5 separate regions of the Mus musculus genome follow, and regions 2, 3, 4 and 5 are each linked to region 1. The links are chromatin loops, found by intact Hi-C in ENCODE. Cell type or tissue: gastrocnemius. All regions are shown on one strand. Region 1 has its middle 110 kb from the start of Gm32727. Region 2 has its middle 17 kb from the start of Gm32780. Region 3 holds the start of Kdr (kinase insert domain protein receptor). Region 4 has its middle 21 kb from the start of Srd5a3. Region 5 has its middle 2.6 kb from the start of Gm32780.

Evidence for each region. Hi-C counts contacts between places; a loop is a spot of excess contacts. Peaks named below come from ENCODE experiments on the same cell type or tissue, not always from the same donor. Only the 100,000 strongest peaks of a DNase experiment are listed, where the experiment ranks them.
Region 2: a loop joins it to region 1, with 4 times the contacts of the local background. A loop is called at or near these places in 15 of 42 quality-filtered maps.
Region 3: it touches region 1 in a loop (3-fold over the local background); 11 of 42 quality-filtered maps call a loop at or near these places.
Region 4: it touches region 1 in a loop (11-fold over the local background); 36 of 42 quality-filtered maps call a loop at or near these places.
Region 5: a loop joins it to region 1, with 4 times the contacts of the local background. A loop is called at or near these places in 10 of 42 quality-filtered maps.

Annotation. Positions count from the first base shown.
Region 1 is chr5:75,868,478-75,873,477 of GRCm38, forward strand. No RefSeq gene overlaps it. Among named protein-coding and RNA genes, the nearest start is that of Gm32727, 110 kb to the right of the region's middle. In gastrocnemius, a CTCF peak has its summit at 2,843 (motif pointing right); DNase peaks (open chromatin) are centred at 1,896, 2,424 and 2,838; H3K4me3 peaks cover 389 bases; H3K27ac peaks cover 717 bases.
Region 2 is chr5:76,023,514-76,028,513 of GRCm38, forward strand. No RefSeq gene overlaps it. Among named protein-coding and RNA genes, the nearest start is that of Gm32780, 17 kb to the right of the region's middle. In gastrocnemius, a CTCF peak has its summit at 2,939 (motif pointing right); a DNase peak (open chromatin) is centred at 2,948; H3K27ac peaks cover 3,086 bases.
Region 3 is chr5:75,975,634-75,980,633 of GRCm38, forward strand. It overlaps Kdr (kinase insert domain protein receptor), which reads right to left and starts at 2,822. Exons shown (of 30, transcript NM_010612.3): 1 at 2,469-2,822. The coding sequence starts at 2,535. Gm32727 (a long non-coding RNA gene) reads left to right here and starts at 1,699. Exons shown (of 3, transcript XR_868500.2): 1 at 1,699-2,345. In gastrocnemius, a CTCF peak has its summit at 2,958; DNase peaks (open chromatin) are centred at 2,151, 2,581 and 2,885; H3K4me3 peaks cover 3,738 bases; H3K27ac peaks cover 3,601 bases.
Region 4 is chr5:76,116,343-76,121,342 of GRCm38, forward strand. No RefSeq gene overlaps it. Among named protein-coding and RNA genes, the nearest start is that of Srd5a3, 21 kb to the right of the region's middle. In gastrocnemius, a CTCF peak has its summit at 2,282 (motif pointing left); a DNase peak (open chromatin) is centred at 2,280; H3K27ac peaks cover 96 bases.
Region 5 is chr5:76,038,048-76,043,047 of GRCm38, forward strand. No RefSeq gene overlaps it. Among named protein-coding and RNA genes, the nearest start is that of Gm32780, 2.6 kb to the right of the region's middle. In gastrocnemius, a CTCF peak has its summit at 2,966; no DNase peak of the experiment used is centred here; H3K27ac peaks cover 1,640 bases.

The DNA of each region.
Region 1 (5,000 bases):
ACATTTAAATAAACCAGGAGAAAATGTCCAAAAATTAGGGAATGAGATGCCAAAGTAGATGCAAGGAGGCACTGAGCACAAAAAAATAGACAAGACCAGAAAAGAGCACACCCTTGTTCACATGATAATTAAACCACTCAGTACATTGAACAAAGAATGTATATTGAAGCCAACAAGAGAGGAAATGCATGTAAAGCCAGATCCATTAGAATAACAGCAGATTTCTCAATAGAAAATTTAAAAGTCAGTCAGACTTGAAATTGTGTACTTCAAATCCTGAACTATAATAGTGAACAATCAAGAAGACTGTTATACCCAGAAAAACTATCTGCCGTAATTGAAGGAGAAATTGAAGGGTGAATGCAGGCTAAAGAAACTCACGACCACTAACTCTACAGAGGATACTAGACAGAGTCCTTCAGAGTGAGGAGGTATAATAAGCACATCACAAGGCTTCAGCAAGGAACAAGGGACTCTTTCCTGCCTCCTCACAGCTTGTCCCTTCCTTAGGATGAAATCATTGAGAGGACAATGACACTGCCCTCCGCTGGGACATGGCTTGAATCATCCATATGTGTTGAATAAGTGAATAATGAATAGCTCATTGTGGAAGATTTAAGATGTATGATGCTTTCCTTTGGGAACATTAAGCTTTTCTTTTAAAGGCCTGAATCCAGGTCCCCAGAGACTATTACTAACACAACCATTTCTCTAGAGAGACATTTCCTTTACCTGTCTTTCTCAAATGTGGATCCCTGGGTTCTATGTGCAAAATTGCACACATCCAATCTGCATAAGATTATGCACTCTCTGAGCCCCATTGGAACCAGACTAGATAAAGGATGTGAATGAAAAACCTGGTAATGCCCCCCCCCCCCATGGCTCCTCCATACCATTTATCCACCAGCCTGCTAAGGAAAAGGCTGTACTTTTGAGACAAAATCCAGTACACCTTTCTCCTCACCTGGTGTCAAAACCTGCATCTTAGGGGCTTCGGAAGAGTGTTTCTACCTGTGGCTCGAGCCTGGCTACTCTGATTCTTTCCAGGCTATAGCCTCTAGGTTCCAGAAATTTCTCTGGAGATAATCATGGGGGAGTAGAATGTGCTGTATTTATAAAATGATGAAAACAATTTTTCCACACAGTGTATGGCTAACATGCCAGTAAAGCTTGCCTGGCCAGTCAGATGCTCCCACTCCGACCCCCTTACTCTGCCAAGCTTTTCAGAAATTTAATTAAAAATGGCTTTGATGGTGTGTATCCAAGGGAAACCAAGTCCTGGGGTTAACTATGGGATAAATGAATACTTAAACGGGCTGCTACGATGAAGGAGGGCACAGGAGTGTTTAGAGACACTGGAACACTGCATGTCAAAATATAGCCAATGGCATAAAGAATGTGTCGGGACAGACATTTCTTTGAAGCAGAAAATATGAAATCATAGAAATGAAAACATTTCATCCAATATACTTTTTTTTTCCTTTTTGTTTTGTTGTGACAAAGTGTCTATTTGACACAAACATAAACTTCTCATCTGGAAGCTGAGAAAAATGCCTCTAGAAGACTGGCCTATAGAGAAGTCTCTGGGGTCTTTTCTTGATTACTGATTGATGTGGGAGCACCCAGGTCCCTGTAAGTGCTGCCACCCTGGGCAGATAATTTCATTCGAGTTGTCTAAGAAAGCAGACTAAGAAAGCCCTGAGCAACAAGTTAGTTAGTTAGCAGTATTCCTCCTCGGCCCCTGCTTTAGTCTCTGAATCCATATTCCTGCCTTGAATTCCTGCCCTGACTGCCTTCGGGGACTGAGTATGGTCTGGGAGGTGTAGCTGAAATAAACCCTTTACTCCCCAAGATGCTTTTGGTCATGGTACTGCAATAGAGACCCTAACTAAGACGTGGGGTCTAACTTGTAGCCCAGGCTGGCCTCAAACCTTTGGCAATCTTCCTGCCTCAGCCTCCTGAGGGGTGTGTTTCTAGGTGCACGCCACCATACACACCAAACACAACCTTTTAAAGGAGGGAGTCCCTCAAATATTACTTAACATTGCTCGTCCTTACAGCCTCCCGTGTTAAGCATTCTGTGATCTAAATGCCAGTAATGATGGTTGTTTAAGTAATCTTTGTTTATATACTTTAGTCGACTCTCACACAATTCTCCAAAGTGTCTCTGTGTATATTGCCTTGGACTCGAATTATGTTTTGTGAGAAGAACACGGCCTGCGTTCAACTTGAGCAGGTTAATATTTCAATTAACATGAAGTTTGGCAGAGATTTAATCCTTCTGTGGGTCAATTTGTGATACTATAAAACGGAGCTAGGGCTATTAGATTGCTGTGAGGGCTGGATGAGCTCATACACGGTAGTGTTTGCCAATCACCATCTGGTGTGAATAAGGCCAGGGATGGGGTGGGGAGGGACAGGGAGATAGTGGGGGGATGGCGACAAGGAGGGGCAGGGACAGGGTTGGGGGACAGACGGGAATCAGAAGCGAGGCGCCGAGAAATTCAGCATCAAAATAATATTTCAATGACGTATTTGAAAAAAAAATAAAAGTGATGCGAGGAAAACCCATCACGAGTGACAACGTACCCGAAGCATGAGCCCTGGGTCTGAGAACGAGAACGCTACCATCACGTGTTTGATAAAGGTACAAGGCAAACACGGGGCCCCCAACCGGTCCCTGTCAACTGCTTTCCAGGAGTTAGCTTCTGAGCTGTGATGCTCTGCTCCTCTTCCTCCCTGTCCAGCCAGAAGCTGTTTCCTCCCTGCCTTTGCCTCCACTCCAGCTTTCTCTTCATGACCTCTCCCCGACCTTTCTTTCTTCACGTTCCCAGATTCTCCTGTAGGGGGCGCTGTAGTTCTTTGCTTGGATAGAAGAATGCTAACCTCAGTTTTCTTGGTGCTCTAGAAGGCTGTTCCAAATACTGTCCAAAGTGACTTGACACTGCAAAAGGCAGGCAGCCCGGCCTCTGATGTGGGATACTCATGCACCAGCCATCCAGTCCGATGGCAAACTCATGTGAAAAGCGTGCAATGTCAGAGAAACAAAAAGACAACCAATGTTTATAAGCTATATGAAGCAAGATGAGAAGTCTAGATCCTATGTCCTTGCCAGAGAATTCCTCCAGGGTCTTCTCTTTTGCTTCAAGAATGGGGACAAACCACCTTATTGTCATTGCCACCATCAAATCCCTGTTTCAACCAGTGCGAGCTGCAGTTTACTGGCTGTTGATTAACATACTGGATTTCATTCAGTCAGTACAATATTCTTTGTAGACAGGAGTTACTAGCCCACTTACCAATCGAGAAAGTCAATATTAGAGAGCTTCTTATAGCTAGGATTAATTCTTGCACATTTGTTCACTTAATATACATAGGAAGTATATGTATATGTGTGTGTGTGTGTGTGTGTGTGTATACTTTATATATACATATATTTTATACTTTATATATACATATATTTTATACTTTATATATGTATATATGCTTTATATATTTTATATATGCATATATACTTAAACATACATTTATATGTGTATATACATATATACTCTATGTATGTATTTATATTTTACATATATGCTTATATGTGTGTGTGTATGGCATATGCATCTCTGGATTCTAAAACAGTCCATTTGAACATTAGGGGTTGAATGTTCAAGTGCTTCCAAGGTTCATCATAAAATATAGTTCCCCCAAGCCACAGAATTGGGAGTGGGCAGGAGGCCATAAGAACTCCATCTGCTTTGTGAGTGTGTACATTAGCTCCTTCTGAAGACTCGACCTGTCTGTCCCTTCTGCCTGTCGTATGAAGATGTGAACTCCTTCCTTTCAGAAGATGCCGTCGGCATTAATGATGCTGGAATCTGAGGCAGAGCAGAACCCTAACTAGACACCACAGCTATCAGCCTTGACGTTGGGCTTCCAGCCTTAAGAACTGAGAAATAAAATGTCCATTGTTAGTAAATCAGTTGGTTCAGAGTGTCTGGCTACACAAATGGATGAAGCTTGTTGAGGTAAACAGAAGACAGATCCATAAATGATATGTTGAAGCTCACAGAATGCCACAGAGATGTGACTATTGTCCACAGGAACAAAACCTAGAGTCATCACAGATCAAGTCTGATAGGAGACCTGTCCGGGGCTCTGGAAGAGAGCACATCAGGACTGCAGCCACTAGACCTTCCTCAGTCCCATGTTACCTTCTCTAGAGACCTACTCTCTCATTCTTGTTGCTATGTGCTGTTAGCGTCTACCCTGAAACTTCCGCTGATGTATTGGTTTTGGAAGTGTGAGTCATCTGTCCACACTCTAGCTATGTGGAATGAAGAAGTATAGCTATCTACAGACTTCTACAAAAAGAGGGCATCTGGCTCTCCAAGGAGGGCTCATCTCAACATCTGAGCAGGAACGTCAGATGCTGGTACATCTAGAGGAATGACAGGTGACCACTGAGTCTTTGCCCTTCAGTCACTTACACCTTGACAGAAGAGAAAAATGCACACAAATGACCACACTACATAATAGATGCCCACAGAATGACCCCGACAAAGAATAATGCTTCCTGATAAGGTTGGGGGCCCATTCTGGCTGGAGATAGCACAGATTTAACAAAAACATCAGATGTGGAGAGATAGCTCAGTCAGTAAAGTGCTTGTGCTGTGTACACATGAAGACCTGGGTTAGGATTCCCAGTACCTACACAAAGGCCACACATAGTGGTATCCCATCTGTAATGCTAGTATGCAAGGAGCAGAGACAGTCGAATCCCTGAGGCAACCTGGTCAGCCACACTAGCCAGTGAGCTCCAGAGTCAGTGAGAGATTCTGCATCAAAGTAAATAATGAGGTGGAGAGCAACTGAAGAAGACAGGGCAGACACCTCCAGCCTCCACATGCACGTACACACACACATCACATGCATATTTGGGAATGTGTACACATTATATGTCACATATATGCACATACCATACGTGCACACTAAGGAAGGTACCACACACC
Region 2 (5,000 bases), 160 kb after region 1:
CAATCTCCTTTCTGCTTAGAGTTTTACAGTCTGATTACGCCCTGCGTTTCCTGTGCCAGCCGTCAAAAGCAAACACACACACACACACACACACACACACACACACACACACCAAATAGAGCTCTTCCAACCTTCATAGAAGATAGGATACATCACAGAACCAAGAAATAAGCGTTATAGAGTTAAGATAGGTAAATCATGGTGCCAGTTTAATAAAGGAGCCCATTAAGAGAAAACACAGAGGTTTCAGACCGTTGCTATTCTTTGGAGAAGGCAAACTATGGGCTAAAAGTTTTTAAGAGTTGTATTCAAGTTGTGTAAGCAAGTCTTCCCTAAATCAGCTGCCTAAAGAGAAGGCTGTGTCATCTTCACCTGGAATCCACCAGAAATGGACTCAAGAACAGAATCTTTGGGGCAAGCTTCAGCAGTAGCAACAATGGAACCTAGAGAAAGCATGAAAAGTTCGTTTGTGGCAGATACTTCCTATATAGCTAAGACCGGCCTCAACTGTGAGATCACCAGGCCTCAGACTCCAAAATGCTGGGGACTACAACCTTACACCACCACGCCCACCTCTCAGTACCTTTACTATAAAAGGTAAAGCCACATTTATTAAGCCATCTTTTTGGTTTTGTTTTTATTTTTTTTAAGCCAGGAAAAAGCTATGGAAGAAATCAGCTGATCTTCTCTGCCAGGGTGTGTGAAGAGAATTCTCTTTTACAGATCAGCTGAACAATGAAACCTACTGAGGAAATGTTAAAAAAAAAATGTAGAATTTTAGCAAAGGCCCCCAACCCTGAGGATTGGCACTGATATTGAACTACTATAAAATAAACTGCTTGATTATCCTCTAGGGTCTGAGGAATGTATCTACGCGAAGGGAAATTAATTTAAGAAGCAGCCTGCCAAGTGGGCTCGGGGAAGGTGTTTTCTCTTCAGGAAGCTTTAGCTGGAGCCCTGAAGCAGGAAGGCAGGATTCAGAAAGAAACCAGCAGATCCCAGAGACTCAATGGGCTTCGTGCAGCAGACACACCATAGCTTCCTTCTCCATGTGGGGAAGAGTAGTTGAGGGGCCGTGGGGGCACGGAATGAATGCCATTGGACCATCCTTATCGCCATTATCTGGAAATTCCCAAGCACCGTTCACTTAGGGGACATTTGAGACTTAGACATTCTCCAGGCCGTGGGTTTCTTGACATCTTTTAAATTTCTGTTCCATTTTGATATGTGGGAAAGCCATACTACAGGGTCTCAGCTGGACTTCAGGATGTTCTTCCATGTGGAGATATAACAGAGAAAACCATCTGGTGTAGGAAGTGCCCGTCTAGTTTAAAGCCTTTATGATTCTATGAAAGATATATACTGTTATTATTAATTGGTATAAATATCTCCTGTACATGGATAGCTCTCATCAGCATTTATACCTACTATATTATTATACTTTATTCTTCCTGAGCATCACACCTGCTTTCTCTCCTTCTCAACACCCTTCCCCCAAGCCCTTTATAAAGCCCATTCTCTTAGGACCTAATCTAAGAATTCATCCAGGTCTGACATATATACCTCTGGGTGATTTACTAAAGCAAATTGTAAGAAACTTGCTAAGCTCCTAGAAAATTAATCAAGAAAATATTCAGGCTCATGAGGGGGAGGGAGGAGATAATGAGATTGCTAACCTACAGGTAAAAAGTAAACACCGTGCTCTTTAACACCTCAACAAGTGGCTGAGGTCCCCTGAGCCAGTTGAACCATTGCCCTGAGACCACAGCACACTAATGGAGACTCCAGGTCCACCACCAGCTCACACCATGTTTCTAGGCAAATTAGGTAAAAAAAAAAAAAAAAACAAAAAACAAAAAACAAAAACTCTTTCCTTGAGGAACTTCCATTTTTCACCTACTAACAACAACAACAAAAAATCATTATAATATAGTAGTAACGTTTAAAGGAAACCTATTTCTCTGGGGCAGGAGAGATGGGAGATGGTTCAGCAGCTAAGAGCACACATTTCTCTTGAAAAGGATCTCAGTTCAAATCCCAGCACCCATATTAGGCGACTTACAACTGCCTGTGACTCTAGTTCCAAAGGACCCAATGCCACCTTCTGGACTCTGTGGGTACCTGCACTCACATTCCCACACACGGATACACACATGTGCACATAATTCATATTAAATAAATAAGTAATACAATCTTTTAAAAGATATTTAACCTTCTGCTCAGGCTAACATTCCATGTAAGTATATATGAATAGGTTATGTCTGTGATGGAAATTATGCTCTGTGGACAGCCCTTTGTTCGGTCCATAACTTCCCCAGTGGTACTCACACCCGGATCATCTCTTGGATTTGTGGCTCTCAACACAAATTCAGAGAAGCTCTGACTTCCGTGCATGGCATCTAGATCAGCTCCAGGCACATGGTATGTTTTCCATAGTCGTTGAATGAATGAATGAATGAATGAATGAATGAACTAACCAATGGAATACTTCCTTAGCCTAAGAATCTACTGCAAATTCCTGACCTCATGTACAACAGGCTTTATGTTAGACATTTGTACACATTCCCTTGACCACTCAATTCTACCATAGTTACTCTTTGCCAAGTCATTTTTGAAGTCCTTCAACTGGTAACTTGCAAACCTGACAGGTCTGTCCTGCCCCAGGGGCTGCTATATCCATTATGAACACAGGACTTCCTGTATGGCCAGTCCAAGGGAGAAAAGGCACAAAAGGCCCATAATCAAATTCCCTTTTTTGCCTGCAGAGACAAAGTTATTCTCTGTATTCAGCCTAGACATGTAAAGAGATCTGTATTGACAGAGAAAACCAGGGATTTTTGTTGTTGTTGATGATGGTTGGTGTGTTTTTGTGTTTGCTTTTTTGTTTTGTCTTGTCACCTGTGAAGGTAACCCCAAGACTTACAACATCGTCTGAAGTGTCCCAGCCACTAGATGGCACCGAAGCTCAAATGTCACAGCACTGTAGAACACTTCAGCCATGTCTTAAAGAAGATAATAATACCAACAATAGCCAAGGCATCACTAAGCACTTGCTAAGTTCCAGGAGCTCTTCCAACATCAGTATGCACACCATTCTCTTGAATCGTTACAGCCCCTCGAGGTAGGTCCTGTAACACATCTATCTACTTTACAAAGAAGCTGAGCCTGACTGGCAAGTGTCTTAGCCAGGATCACACAGGTGCAAAGAGGCAGAGCAGAGACTGCTAACCCAAGTCAGCAGGGTGTGAGGGATGTTGGACTCCCCAGCCCAACATCCCTCACACCCTGCTGTTTCCTCCTCCAGAAACACTGACCTCTGACCTCGGTGTGCACATGAGCCGTGGCCACCACGGATTATTTTTGAAACCCCACAGTATGGAAAAATCCTCTCTCTGAGGGGAACAAATGAAACTCTCTTCAGGCCACTAGAGCACATTAGGCGCAAGCCAAGATTTATCTGTTCTCATATTTACTCAAGGGCGCAGCCTCCAAAGAACTCACCCTGGTGGTAAAGACCTGGATTACCGCCTATCCAATTTGGCTGCAGTATCATGTGGTGGAGGGTGCCCCAGGAAAAGCAGGAGACCTGGTTCTCCTTATTCATCCCAGGATGTAGACTATTTCTTGGCTTCTTGAGGGCCTGGGACTATATTTGCTAAAAAAAATAAAGACCAGTGGGATAAGGATATACTGCCAAAAATAGATACATTAAATAGAGAATAATGTGTGCTTTCCTCTTTCCAAGATGTGTGTGTGTATCTGTGTGTGTGTGTGTGTGTGTGTGTGTGTGTGTGTGTGTGTGTGTGTGTGTATCTGTGCGTGTGTATCAGGTGTTCACCTGCTGTTGTCGCTCAATGATGCGGTATTTTATGCTCTTCCCGGCTTTAAAACTAAGTAACTGCTTTGATCTTCCTGGTTCTTTTCTTTTATAACCAAAGCCTCTTTCCAAAGAACCATTTTTAAAACCCACATCTCACCAGAGCTGCTCTTCCTGGAAGCAACCATTCGCCCCATTATCAGTTCCTAACATAGTGTGAGGTCTTTCTCCACTCACATTCAACTGGCATCTTCTGCCTCAACAACTCCCGCTCAGCCCCCTCCTTCACCCTGAATAGACAGAGCAGATTCCAACCTCTAACTACCTTCATCTTTCTGTCTGCATATCTCTCTGCACCTGTTGGGACTCCACTGTCACCATCAGAACCTCTGGCCTTTCTAGGCTTCCTGACATCCTTTAGAAAATGATTCCCCCAGAATCTCACAGCAGAGAGATGAGAACATCACCTAAATCAGACTTCTCAGTCCTTCTCATCTTAAACTTTGCAGCCTGAAAGACATCTGACCCTATAGTGTTGGGATTGACTCTTCCCTGAATTCCTTAGTCTGAAGAATAATTACTGCCAGCCCCTAACACAACCTGGGCACACAACTCAGGCAGAGAAAGGAAATACTGGGATAAAGTGTGGAGCAGAGACTGAAGGAAAGGCCATCCAGAGACTGCCCCACCTGGGGATCCAGCCCAAACCCAAACACTATTGTGGATGCCAAAAAGTGCTTGCTGGCAGGTGCCCGATATGCTGTCTCCTGAGAGGCTCTGCCAGAGCCTGACAAATACAGAGGCAGATACTCACAGCCAATCACTGGACTGAGCACAGGGACCCCAATGGAGGAGTTAGAGAAAGGACTGAAGGAGCTGAAGGGGTTTGCAACCCCATGGGAAGAACAATAATATCAACTAACCAGTACCCCTGAGAGCTCCCAGGAACTAAACCACCAACCAAAGAGTATACATGGAGGGGCCCATGGCTACAGCCACAGCAGAGGGTGGCCTTGTCTGGCATCAATGGGAGGAGAAGCCCTTGGTCCTGGGACTCGATGCCCCAGTGTAGGAGAATGCCAGGGCAGGGAGGCAGGAGTGGGTGGCTGGGTGAGGGGAGCACCCTATAGAAGCAGGGGGATGGGATAGGGGACTTGTGGAGGGGAAAACTGAAAAGGGGATA
Region 3 (5,000 bases), 110 kb after region 1:
AGCAAAGAGCCAAGGCAAATAGCCAATGCCGTGACACTGTGGCCCTCTGAGAACAGCCAGAGGCAGCTGTCCACTGGCTCACCTACACAGATGTGCAATAGTCTACAGCTATGCCACCCTGAATATACCCAACCTAATAAGATGTACATGTGTTGCTGTTACAACTATAGATTTAGTAATTAATGACATATTTTTAAAACATTGGTAATTAAATGACATTAATGAATCTCAGAAGCTAGTTGGCATTGTTAAAGACTTGTGTTTGGGCCGTGATTCTAAACTTTACAGTGTGTTTATTCCTAGACCAACAAATTATGCATTTTAAATGGCATTTAAAGTGACTGGATCACAGATGCTCTTGGTCTGCCCTGAGACAGCTATAGAACTGGGTAGTCATATTCAATTAATCGGCATAATATTTGTCAATATGAAATAAGTCACTGTCCCTAACATAGGCAAGCAGTTAAAATGCTCTTAAACAAGCCTTTCAATAATGGAATCTTACTTTGTTTGAGAAGAAGCAGGAAATGAGAAAACAATTTGTTTGATAAGTAGATTCTAAACATGACTGAGAACCATTAACCTGCAAACAATCACTGGATACGCTCATCTGATGAACTCATTAGTCAGGCAGATGTGTGAGGAAAATGTAGTAGTAACTCGTCACAAACTGCGCCCACTGCACCACCACAGTAAATGGCCTTTATTCTTCAGTGCCAGGAAGCGAGCGCAGAGCCTCAGCGCTCTACCGCTGATCTACACGCCAGAGCCACTAAGAGCTTCTCAACTGTCTCTGTAATAACATACAGCCATAGATTCTCTTAGAGTGCAGGCACGTTGGCTATGCTCATCTTTAAAGGATGCCCCATACCAATACATGTCTGCAATCAAATCCAGTCAATGAGGTTATCAATAACTGGAGATTTACATCAGTGACTAATGCTCATCCATCGCCTTTATTAAACCTCATTCATTTTCATCGGCAAGTTTGGGTTCTGTTCTTTAGACAGCTCATTCTGACTGCAAGAGGTACATATGCTACTATACAATAAAAGCCCTTTTATGTTCAAATCCGATAACCAACATTAATTAATTTGTGCACTGTTATCCTTCCCGCTCAAAGACCAGAAGGAAAAACAACAGCGGCTCTGTCTCGAGACTTGGATGGCACCAATTATAGCCCAATCCAATTAAGCAAGTCACACACTCCAAAAGGGCAACCTCCATCTTATTCAGAGAACGGGACGCTGTTAAGCTGCTACACTAGGAATTCTCTGGGCTTTAAAGCAACTTGCTTCTCTATGGAACCCAGGGCAAGCACATGTTCCAGGCTGTCTTTCTCTTCCCAGAAAGGGGGAGAGTGCGGCCTTCTCAGGAACAAGAGGGCACTCGTGGTGGAGCTAGCCTGATGAACCAAGTCATTATGAGGAAAACTCAATAGCTCTAGACAGGCGATCTTGGCGCCGTATGTCAGTGCCAATGCTTTTAAGCCATGCGATTCTCTTAGGGCGCAAGGAATGTTTCTGCAGAATTGACTTCTTTTTTCCTGATTCTCCATTCTCCAATGGGTGGAGATTGGAAATCTGCAAACTGTGGCTTCAAAAAGGAAATGACAGAGAAATAGAGGAGGAAGAGGAGGAGGAAAAGGAAGAGGGAAAGGGAAGGGAAGGGAAGGGAAGGGAAGGGAAGGGAAGGGAAGGGAAGGGAAGGGAAGGGAAGGGAAATTATTGCACAAAAGCCCAAGAGCGAGTGTGGGCCTAACCTTGAAGCAGAGGGCATTTTAAAACAAGAAAAGTGACCTATAACTAGGTGCCAAGCTCAAGAGTTTCTGAGACTTTCAGAGTTTACCCCAGGACCAGCGCTTTGGAGTCGGTAAGTGGAGAGTTATTTAGTTTAATACACCTGGAGAAGCTGTCACAGAAGAGAAAGCCGCGTCTTCCTCCTACCAGCAAAAATAGCATTCTGCATCAAAGAAAGTTGAGGGAGGAAAGTGTTGCTCTATGAAGAGACCTCACCTCACATAGTCCGTGCGCTTACACGCTGGAGCTAAAGGGGAGCGGAGCCAGAGGCGGATTCCCTGCCCCACACTAGGGCGGTGGGCAACAGCACGGAGTGATTGATGCCAGCCGGGCCGCTTGGCTTGAGCTGGCTTCCCAGCGTTTGACCGCCTGTTCCTGCCAGTGGGAGCATCTCCTGCCCCGGCTCAGGCCGCCTTTCCACTCCTGCCTACCTAGCGCCAGGGGCTGTGACGGCTCCGCAGGACACGCTCCAACCGATGCCCGGGGGAGAGTAGAATCCTGGCTGAGTCATTTCGGAAGAGTCTTTGAACCTCAGTTTCCCCATTGGTAAGTGAAAGAACACCCAAGGGAGGAGGGTCTCTAGAGCTCTACGAGTTAGGTCCTCTTCTATTCCCACTCTCCGCCCGCACCCTACTTCTCCGCCTTACTACTAAAGAGTGGGCTTCTTACCCACAGAGGCGGCTCGGGTCTCCACGCAGAACCACAGAGCGACAGCTAGCAGCGCCTTGCTCTCCATCCTGCACCTCGCGCTGGGCACAGAGCCCAGTTCTCAGGCACAGACTCCTTCTCCGTCCCTGGCCCGCAAAGAAGTCACAGAGGCGGTATGCGCCCCCGCAGCGCAAGACCGGGGAGAGCGCGGGGCACCGGCGCCCTGGCTCCAGCCGCGGCTGCAGCGGTGTCCGCGGAATCGGGTCAGCCAGGTTATCCCGGCTGCGGGACACAGTCTGGGCTTTCAGTCCTGCCGGGTAGCGGTCCGCGCGATCTAAGGAAACACAGCTTACTCTCTTGGGGTCCTGAGGACTCAGGGCAGAAAGAGAGCGCCGGCTACACACTAGCGAATGGGGGCGGGGTCATTACCGGGAGGGGTGGGGACTCCCTGCGTCCGGCCACGCCCCCCACTGGATACCAGGTTTGGGTTTCCCGGTTTCCCACGCCCACTCCCCCACTACCCCGGAACTGTGCCGGGCGGCAAGTCGCATCTGAGAGCAAATCTGGACGCAGCTCGGTTTCTGGTGGAAGTAAAATGTAGCCAGTAATGGGCTCTGAGACACTTGCTGCCCCCAGCAACCTGGGAAGCATCACCAGAAACACGAGGCCCACTGCGCCCTCATTAGGAGCCTGCAAGTGCAGAACTCTCTTCGCCGCTGCACTGAAAGTCCCAAGGGACCAAAAATCCGCCCGCAGTTGGGAGCATGAAGACAAGAACCCCTGAACCTAGATGTACTCGGGGCACAAACTTGCAGTGAGTTGGTCAGTACTTGGAAGTTTTGTTTTATGGTGCTTTGGCCACCGCATCCCCCGCCCCGTCTGAATGTTTTAATTAGAAGATAGGCGCTTATCCAGGTTGCCAACGCCTCTACTGTTTTCTCGTCCATCTGGCAACTTTAAATCGTCCGAAGTTACCTGATTAGCCCTAGAAGACATTTCGGTTGTGAACTCCTGCCTGGCTCGGTCCAGAAAACCCATAGCAAGGAGATGCAGGGAGCTGGCGGTGGTCAGGGCTCCAGGGCAAATGCACAGAGAAGAGCCCCCGGTCCTTCTCCAGTGGCTGCTAGAGTGCTTTTGTCTACCCAGTTCCATGACCACGGTCCCCTACAGTAACTTTGGCCAGGCCCCTTTTCAGAGCTGACCTTTCAGCCAAGATATGCTTGGGGGGAAGAGAAGGGAGAGTTTCTTGCCAGAGGCGCCAGTGTAGGAACAAAGAGGAAACCGGTCCCATGTGAACAGTCCCCCCCCCCCCCCCAGCTATGTAGACTTCAAGTAGCGACTAGAGAGGAACAGCAGCCTTCACCCCTCGTTTTCTTTCCATTCCTTTCCTTCCACGCCTGGGAAATGACAACAAATATCTTGTGACATGTTTTACTCCTGGCAAAAACCAAATGCATTTAGAATGATAGTTTAAAGGACAGTCTTTCAGCCAGACAAAGAGATAAGATTATTGTCTCTACATCGGATCTAAACTACACTGATATGCATGATTAATGATGTAACATGGTGCTTTTCTTTAAAAAAAATAAGGGGGGAAACAGGCATGCTCCTTTATCACGTGCCTAAGCCTCAAGTATGGTGCCAGAAGCAGGTGGCAAACCAGGAGGGTTTGTAAAATCCAGGTTCACTATAAAAACATGTCAACACATAGCGAATCTATATAATAAAATTATACTTGAAGATCTTGGGCATGTTTGGTGTGGGCATCCTCATTTAGCAGAGGCATGCCTGGTCTGCTCACATTTAGCTTTGTTGTATATTCAGCTCCTCACGAATGAAAACTCCGTATGAAGGCTGCTTGGTGTACCTATCGACAGCGTTCTGAAGGTTCTGGCTTGTTCTTTTTATCGGTGTTCCCCTGGGTGTGTGGCCTCTTAGCTAAGAGGTGTATTTACTTGTGAACAGGGTAGAATGTTTAAGGAAACTTCTCTTGCAGAGAGTAAAACAAACTCAAACAAACCTCAGCAAAAGAGCCAAGGAGGGCTGTCAGATCTGGGTAGAGGGAGGGACGATGGATCCTGGATAGGCGAAGGTAGGTCTTCTCCATCCCGGTGGCCAGACAAGGCTTCTCTCGAAGCCTTATTTACAATTCTGGACACTTCCCCTTCTATGTTTTACTTAAGAAGACAGTGTCTCCTCTAATACAAACCAGAACCTGCAGGCCCGTGGTAATCGCCCCATTTAGAATTCTTAGAGGAAACGATGCGTCTTTGATTGGCTATGGCACCCAAATTTAACAGGATCTCAGTGAAATCAGCCTCCTATACTCCCTCCCTCCACACACATAGGGAAATACTTTACACTTGTTTTGGGCCTTTTTTTTTTTTTAAAGACAAGATGTGTTTTAAAAAGGAAGAAGAAAAGGAAAAAAGAGAGGGAAGGAGAGGGAGACGGTTCAGCTTGTGAAGTTTCAGTGCAAGCATGAAAACCTGCGTTTGAGCTTCCAAACTCACATTTTAAAAGGCTCATGTGGTGCCAACCTTGTTATCCCAG
Region 4 (5,000 bases), 250 kb after region 1:
TCCATGTTTGCCTGCGCTCTTCTGAGTACTGAAAGGCTGTCCTGTGGTCATATGCCACCTATAAATTCACCAAAATACATCTTCCTTCCCCATTGAAGTGACACGACTTTCTGGCCTAAGTGGCTTTGTTTCTAGCCAACAACAAAAGAAGGAATCTGATTAGGAAAAGTCTCTTGGACTGGTTTTCTAGATCCTTTAATACAGTTCTTCATGTTGCAGTGAACCCCAACCGTAAAATTATTTCCGTTGCTTCTTCACAACTGTAATTTTGCTACAGTCGTAAATTGCAACATAAATAGCTGTGTTTTCCCTATAGTCTCAGATAACCCCTGTGAAAAGGGTGTGTGAGTACTCGAAGGGGTCTCGACCCACTGCCTTAGAGTGAACTGGTCCCAAGAGTTGCAGGTCCTCGAATGCAGTCACACTCTATTTAGGAAAGGGGGAGGGGGAAACACAGTGGAGGAGGTGGGGAAGAAAGGCACATTCTACCAGAAAATGTACAACATTTTTTTGCCTGTGAACACATTTTCACCTGTGAATCCCCAATCTCCTCACTTCCCGTGTGTGTGCGTGTTTGTGTGTGTGTGTGTGCGTGTGTGTGTGTGTGTGTGTGTGTGCGTGTGCATGTGTGTGTGTGCGTGTGCGTGCGCGTGTGTTCTGCTTGCAGTTCTAGATGTGTGTGTGTGCTCTCAATGGTTCCTTTCGCCGTGCCTGGTGCTTCCTGCCTATTGTGGTGGTGATGGACGCTTAGGAGCTCTGGAACCCTCGAAAATAAACTCATGGCTCTAGCTGCATATGTAACAGTGTGGTGCTTCATCACAGCAATAGAACAGCAACTAAGACACTTTGTCTGAGTCATTAGATAACCCAATGAGAACTAGGACCAGAAGAAGCACTTTGCTCTTGGGCTTTGGTCTAGACAAGTTTGGTTTATGTTAAAAAGGCAGCTTTGTATCACTGAGAATACCTTAGGCTTTAAAAATTAGAGGACAGTTTCTGTTTAGCGTTTTGTTGACTGCCAAGTTAAAGAGAGAGAGAGAGGGAGAGAGAGAGAGCAAGCTTCCTCCATATAATGTAGAAGATAGAATTACTTATGGAGTCAGGCAGACTGGGTGCAAATTCATTCTCTACCCTGTAATAGATGCTCCAGGACAAGTCAGTTACTGTCCACACAGCCGTTTCCTCTTCGAAAGTGGAGGTGATGGGCAGTAACTACCCCATCGCTTTACTGTGGCAGTTGTGCCTCACATCAGTCTCTGTACACAACACCTAAGGTATTTCCTAACCTATATTAGCTCTCACTAGAGAGTTACGCAGACAGAAGACCAACAACAGGCTCCTCTGAGATTGGACACTGGAGCAGGAGCAGTGACACATGCAAGCTCTCCGGGGGACTGCTGTGGCAGTGGCACAAGGCTTAATGGGAACTGGAGGTCAACTTAATCTACACCGAGAGTTTTAGCTAGCCTGGACTACATAGCCAGATGCTACCTCCAAAACAAAATCTAACGGGTGCTGGGCACGTCTTCTTTTTTTTTTTTTTTTTTTAAAGATTTATTTATTTATTATATGTAAGTACACTGTAGCTGACTTCAGATACACCAGAAGAGGGCATCAGATCTCATTACGGGTGGTTGTGAGCCACCATGTGGTTGCTGGGATTTGAACTTCGGACCTTCAGAAGAGCAGTCAGGTGCTCTTACCCACTGAGCCATCTCGCCAGCCCCTGGGCACATCTTCTTAAGACTATGTTTTATTATGAGAAGACATTCTTCCGGAAGATGCAGTCTCTTGGATATGGTGTGGCTGGAGTAGGGATAAGATGACCCCGTGGAAGTGGAGGTTAATGACTGCATGCATTGGTTCCTTTCCAGAAAATGTAACACAAGCCTCACAATACTCCTTGTATTAGGCAAAATGGAAAAAGAAATACTTTCTTTTGCTCCATAAAAAATTTTACCAAGTTATCTGAGCCTGACAGAAGCTCGTGAGCAGTTTTCCTGCCTCCATTGTTATTCCATTAAACATCTGGTTATCAAACCCGGACCAAGGATATTATATAATTGGAGATCAACTTTATACCTTGCCCCCAAGAACAGATAACATTTCCTTCTGTTGGTCCAGAATACAGAGCACATAAGGCTTACCTTCCATAGATCATAGTAACGAAAATTACAGAATGAACAAATCAAGAAGGGATTGCATAGGTAATATTAAGTTTGCTCAACCGTTTAAAAACAAGTTTCAGGGAACAAAATACAGGGCATTAGCGCCATCTGCAGGCAGAAGTCCATTTGAAATGGGAGGCGGATGAATCATGAGAAAGGGTACTGACTGATACAGGTGGTGGTACAGGTGGCAGATGTGGCCCACCCTGCATCCTCCAGTAACACCCATGTGGCTACTGAGCATCTTCGGTTTATGTTGTTTCATTTGAAATAGGATCTTACGACACTCAGGCTGACGCTCCTGACTTGAACTCCAGATATCCCTGCCTCCTTTCCCTGACTGCGGAGCTCACAGGCATGAATTCCTTCAAGAAGCTGATATCGGGAAAGTTCAAACTGAGTTGTTCCATAAACACAAAATACAGAATTTAGAAAGTATAAAGTGGAGAAAAGGCTGTGAAACGTATTGAGTACAGTGTTTATATTGTGATTACAGTACATACGGCTACTTCACTATTATTACAACTATTATTTTTACCTACTCACTGTGACTGCTAGAGATGTGAAAGTTCACATTGACACATACATATATTAAGTTCATAAATAAATATTTTTTTAAATTGAAAGGGTTGGCAAGGGGTCAGCAAGTAAGGTCATTTGCCACTAAAGTCTGACTTCCTAAGTTCAGTCTCTGGACCCTCACAAATATAAAGAAAGAACTAATTCTCTCCTTCTAGTCATTTGTTTTCTGACTGTCACATGTGCATACACACACACACACACACACACACACACACACATATATATATACATATACATATATATATATATATATATATATATAACACAAACCTGTTATATATATACACATATATACATACATTTGTGTATATATACATGTATATATATATGTGTGTGTCATATATATGTATATATATATACACACACACAGTAATGGCTTATATACATATATATGACTAAATAAATGTAGACATATGAAAGTTAGTATATAGCTCACACCATCTGTTTACCAGGTGACACCAACTTCCGCCCTACTTTGCAAAATGGGGGCCACAGACAAGCTGCAGGCTCACATTCGTTACCCAGGAGCTGGTTAGAAACACAGACACTCAGGCCCCCATCTTCGGTCTACCGAAGCAGAACTTATAGTTAAGCCAAACCCTGGGGTGACTCTTGTGCATATTGTGTTTGAGACTGGCTAACATAATCCAACCTCCTGGTAACTCAGAGTAATGGCTTGTCTGTAGTTATCTAGCTGGCTCCCCTAAAATCTGATTCCCCAGTGGTGTTTAAAGTACTGCATGTCCCCCAGCCAATACTACCTCACCCAGCATACCACTGATCTCTTCAAGGTACACACACACACACACACACACACACACACACACACAATTGCTACTGCTACACTGGGTGGAGGAAGGGCACTTGAAAAGGAAAAGGAAATAAAATATTTTTTAGATATGTAAAAAGATACCATGTCCTTGGGAATTTTCATAGCATATTCTGCATTTGTGCAAACCGCTCACTTACATAAAGAACCTGTGCTTTCTAAGCCTATTGCTACAAATAACATACTTCAACCAAGAAACACAGAGTTTGGAATAAGACACATGTATCCTAGCTGCTGAGTAAGTAAAGACCTGTAAAATCGATTCCTCCACACTATGTAGACAGGAGGAAGGGTTGCCATTTTGACATGGGGCTCCTTGCAGGAGTGTCTTATCCACTGGAGGTCTGGGTTCTCACAATACAGTTAGCACATACAAAACCTTGAGACAAACTTTATCAGATGAAAAGATTTATTCTGCTGATGGGGTTCTACATCTAGGGAACCCTGCCAACTCTTACATTGCCACATACAAATTCAAGAAAACACTATAGCTTGTGATGAACGCTGCTTTCATGCCCAAAGCCCCTTGTAACCAGGAGCACTGTTAAAAGAAAGTTCAGACTCACACGATGCTTGATAGACAAAGGACAGTGTTGCATGGAAAGATGAGGTCTCCCTTATAATAATATTGGTGGATAATTCTTAGGGGAGACAGGGCTTGAAGATTATTTCATTCGTTTTGCAGAGATCTTCTTATGATCTTGGTTAAGCCTAATCAATTTCCCGTATACAGCACATGCAGTCCACTCCTTTCTCTCACAAAAGATCAGGTTTTTTGCATGTCAAATGGAAAATGAGTTCTCTTGGGAAGTGGACCTTTGTGCCATATGGACTGATTATACCAGAGAGGATAGGAGATACATTTACGACGTTCTGTTTAATATGATGTAAGGCGGAGAGGAAGGAAGGCTTGCCTCCCACTCTCTTCCTCACAATTGTCCCATTTCCTCATGTTTTACCCATTACTCATGTCATGTTTTGTCATTAACCTAAATAAAATAATAGGACTCCGGTCCCACTTGATATATAAAATAATAAACTCATGATGAACTAAAGAGGGATGGTGGTCACATCAAATTGTTAAAATAGTAATAGCAACAGAAGTACTAGACTCGAAGTTTAACTTATACCTATCATTGACTTGGAGTGAATGCACACTGACAGCATTTCTTCTGTTCACAGATGTGCACCCACATGTTAACACCAGGCACTGCTGTGGGCACCAGAAGCACAAGAGGAAACTGAGCAGCTCCTGCCATTTGTCTTAGTGAGAAAAGACAAACAGTAAGCACACAGTAACTAGGTGCAAAGAAAATCAGAATGTAGCCAGACACGTGAAGAGCAAGGGGAGGAAGATGGAGGAGACAGCAAAAACACAGTAGATATCTATCGCCTCATAGGGAAGACGGCGTGGTGCACTG
Region 5 (5,000 bases), 170 kb after region 1:
AGTTCTGAACTGACATCCATGTGTGACAACATCCTAAAGATGTGGGTTGGGGAAAACTAAAATTTGAACTCAAGTAGATAAGATTTAGGCAGTCTGCAGTGGGTGTGCTGTTTGTTTCTTATGGCCACTGAAACAAATAACATAGTGTCTCAAAACAACTCTTAAATCTGAGACCTAAAATTAGTCTCACATGACTAAAAAGCAAAGTGCTGACAGGACTTAGCTCTCTCTGGAGGCTCCACAGATCTTTTCTCCATCCTGTCCATTTTCTAGAAGCTGCCTAAATTTCTTGTTTTGTAAAACCCTCTATCAGCTCTAAAGTTTTTACCATGTCTTTCCTCCTACCTTTGATCTGTTTGACTCAAGCCCCTCATAATTAGCCTGGACCCATGCAAGCAATATAGATCAGATCCACTTCTCAAGATCCATAATGTAATCATCTCTTAAATTCACTCTGTCATGAGACTAATAGAATCCATGGTTTGGGGTTTGGGGGTTGGACTTTGGAAAGCCATTAATTTATCTGACAATAATGCTTCACGAATTGTTCTTTAAATTGTGGGCCCTGTATTGGGAAAGGGGGGTGCACCAGAGATGACCACTCAGACACAGTTTATAGCCAATTGAAAGTCTTTGTTTCACCCATCTGGGACTACACTCAGGCATTAAAAACCCAACTGTAAGAGCTTTTTAAAGGCAAAACCCACATCCTGGTATCTCACTCTGCAGCCACAGTGGGGAAAGGTTTTATGCAAGCAAGCAGTTTAACAGAAGCAAAGATAAGTTGGCTGGGGTATCTGATCTCAGGTTTCTAAAATAGAGTTGGGTAAAATTTTCAATGGGATCCTCCATCAAAGAAAATAAATTCTAAAATGGTCTCAGCAAGAATACAAGATAGAAGAACCTTTGTGCTGGGAAAAGCAAAAGAAATTTGTCCTAAATTTTGTTTTCAAACTCCATTTAATCATGGGGGGAAACTAAGTTCAAAGTCCCAGGCTCTGGGGGTAGCTGGGGACTTCTGAACAGCTTCTGTTGTAAGGAAACAGTTGTCTGAGCCCAGCCATCTCAAGGACAACTTCTCCATCTTTCTGGCAGAGTCAAACTAAGTTCATGTTCCCAGGCAGGAACCAACTATCATGATTGGTGGAAACCCTTTTGTTTAGCCCCTTATGTCAAAATATGATTGGACAATGCTCCAGCCCACCCTGTTCCCTCTCACTTTATGGTTTCATCCTTTAAATATGCTGTACCTCTTCCCTTCAGGGTCGCAGTTCAGTTCCTGAATCTGTTCACATGGCTCAACAATCAGTAGAGGCTTGATTACAGTAAATTTTTGTCATCTGAATTGACTTGGTGCTTGAGTTATGCTGGATCTAATCAGATACCATAACACTCTGAACTGTCGTCTCTGTCACACCTGGACCAGAGGCATTACCATCAGTTGGTAATTTGTTTATTCCCATCGTAATGATCATTATTATTACTAGAGTAGAGGTATGTGTGATATAGTACATGTGTGGAATCAAAAGGCAACTTTGTGGTATTGATTCTTTTCTTCCAATTTTATATAAGTCCCCAATGTTGGCATCAGGACCTCTCAAACCTGTGTCATCACATAGGCAACTACACAACCTACAGACCTGTTGCCAAGACGACAGCTACCATGTTCCCAGAATACACTTGGCTCACCTCCCACCTTTACCTGTGTTATATCATTTCCATATACATTAGGGGAATGCCCCTCCCCTCTCTCTTTTTTTCCCCTTCTCTTTCTGTCCCCACCTCTTCCTCCCTCTCTCTTTCTCCCAATAAACCTCTCACACGTGGAGCTGCTTGGGCCCAGTGTGTTGTGTTCAGATGCCAGCCGCTATTGTAACACATCACCCAAGATCAGACTCAGGTCTCTAGGTTTAACAGAGCAAATACCTTTTACCCTCTGAGCCTTTTTTCTGCCTAATTTCTTAAAATGCAAACTCCCAGGCCTCCCTCCAAACCTACTGATAAAGAAACTCTAATGGCCTAGTAAGCCTTCGGGTGGTTCCGACACATGCAAGTTTGAGGGAAAATCAAGCAGGCCCAGGAGACTGTGGATATATAGAATCCACAGAGGCAGAGGATTCGCAGGCTCTCCTTATGCTGAGACAAGGTCAGTGCCATCAGAGCACACAGAGCCTGAATCCCATGAGGTGTAGCATTAACCTATTCAAATCCACCCAGTGAACATAATGTGCTGAAGAAATGATCTCTCTTCTAGATCTGCCAATCAAACCCTTCTTATCAGGATGTTACACTAACAGAATCCAACCATGTAAGTTGTAGAAGTGCTCCAAAGATGACTTGGTGACTTATTTGGATTAACAAACATCTTCAGAGTAACTATGACACAACCTTACCATTTCATTTTCCCTTCTAGCAGGGTAAGCGCATATCAGGGTTATCTCCAGACTCCGAAGCCCAAAGAAAAGAACTGCAGGTGACTTCCCAAGAGGTTTGATTTAGGGCAGAGGACAATAGCCTTTCCAAAGGCAGAGAAATGAGGCCATTTAGAATTGTGCCTCCCAGAGGCAAACAGGAAACAGGAAGCTCTCTGTTAGCCATACTTACCCTGCCCCCAAGGGCAGGAAAAGCAGCAGGAGAGGCCGGCTGTAGGACTTATTTTGACCCAGCCCAGGAAATAAGATGGCTTATTCGATGTGGAGACCTGGGTTGTAGCTGTGGAGCACACAGACAACCTCTGCAATCCAGCTGGCTCTGCCTGACAACCTGATAATCCATGTAGTTTTAACACCGAACACTGCGGAAATGAAGAGCCATGTACACTCAAGACACATTAATTAGGTTTTAAACAAAAGAGAGATAACGTATTTTTTGTCAGGCCGCAGTACACAAGCTACCTTCTATCTCCAAAACGTCTCCAACAGGGTAACACTTAAGTCACCAAGGAGAAGAATAAAAAGGTGCACTGCAGCGCCCCCTAGCAAACACAACAGTAATAGGAAGAGCTAGCCCAAACCCAGAGATGCAATGATCCCTCCAGAACTTGGCACTTGAATATTCAAGGATTTGGACATAAGTTAAGAGGCAGTGTGTGTAATCAAGATAGTTGACTGAGACCAGGAATAGGGCAGTAAGAATGAAGAGGGGTCAGAGATTCCCACTTGGAAACTTGTTAGAATGGCTTCACAAAATTAACTATACTAGAATAAAATCGAGTTTGGAGCAAACAAAAATCCATCAAAGCTCTGGATTTGATCACTTGGAAGGGTCACAGGGAAGGCAAGTATAGAATGTACCAAAATATCAACATAAATGCTATCACAATTAAACATTTTAATCCATGCCTTTAATCCCAGCACTTGGGAGGCAGAGGCAGGCGAATTTCTGAGTTCGAGGCCAGCCTGGATTACAGAGTGAGTTCCAGGACAGCGAGGGCTACACAGAGAAACTCTGTCTCGAAAAAACCAAAAGAGAGAGAGAGAGAGAGAGATAGAGAGAGAGAGAGAGAGAGAGAGAGAAAGAAAGAAAGAAAGAAAGAAAGAAAGAAAGAAAGAAAGAAAGAAAGAAAGAAAGAAAGAAAGAGAAAAGAAACTCTCTTCAGGACACTGAAAAAATGCTTGCATAATAGTCCTGTCGCACAGATGCAAAGCCAGGGACCACATTTGTGGAAGAAAATCAGCCAAGTTTTCACTTACGGATGAGGTATGGCTGCATTTATTTGAACGCATTGATCCTAGGCATTACAGGGTAATTCTAATCATGACCTTTCTTCTGTGATCTTTAGAAGTGCCCGCACGGGCAACCTAGCTGCTTGAAGAGAAACACAAAGAGTTATTTTGTCTTCATAGGACTGGAATCAAGTGACTCTGTCACAGGCTTTAGACCTTCCACCCCAGACTGTACTGCATCCTGGGTCTCTCTTGTTCTGAGTATTTACAGGTTTCCCTAGCTCATCAGACTGCAGGTGGCCATTAGGGGACTGTCTACCCTCTGACCATTGTGAGCCAATTTGATAAACCCCCTCTTATAATTATATATACATCCTGTTGGTTCTGTTCCTATAGAGAACCTTGACTAACACACTTCCTCTCCACACACAACTTCAGTCACTAGATGCATTGAGTCTTTTTTTTTCTCAGAAACATCTGTATCTCTGCCCCCTCTTCATTCTTACTGCCCTATTCCTGGTCTCAGTCAACTATCTTGATTACACACACTGCCTCTTAACTTATGTCCAAATCCTTGAATATTCAGCCAGAAGTTCCAGGTCCCTTCAGTACACAGGGTCAATGTCCCTTGTGCGTATATTTCCTTCTCCCTGGAAAAGAAGTTCCCTTATCTGTATCACCGTATCGCCTTACTCTGATAACTATTTTAGTAAGACATAACTTCCACAACACAAAGGGTTCACAGGCATATAGCTCTTTAAGTATTTACATTCGTGTGCACAGAGACTTAAGGCCAGATCAAGAGAGCAAGCATTTCCAGTGCTTCAGTGGGCTCTTTTGTACCCACTCCCAATTAACACTTTTTGTTACCCAAAGGTAACCGAAATTACAGTTCTCAGAACAGTAATCGTCACTTGGCTACTTTTAAAAGTGTATGCAGAACCATAAGTGTTGTGATTATAAAAAGATAAAGAAATATTAAGATATGGTCTATGGGGGTGTGGTGAGGTGTGGGGGAAAGGGGTGCCTTGGCAGGCCCATGCCAAGGCTTCCCTTTCCCCTGGGGGACCAGCCACACAACGGTATAGTATAGAATAGAGTTTATTTAGGGCATGGGGAGGGGAGTTAAGAGAATAGTAGTGGCAGAGAGAAGGAGAGAGTAGAGAAGTAAAGACCAGCCATGACCACGTGGAGAGAGGGAAGAAGGGAATGGGGAGAGATGGGGAGCAAGGGAGCAAGAGGCAAGGGAGAGAAGCAGGAGTAAGAGAGTAAGAGAGGGAGGAGGGGGCAAGCAGCCCCTTTTATAGTGGGCCAGGCCTACCTGGCTGTTGCCAG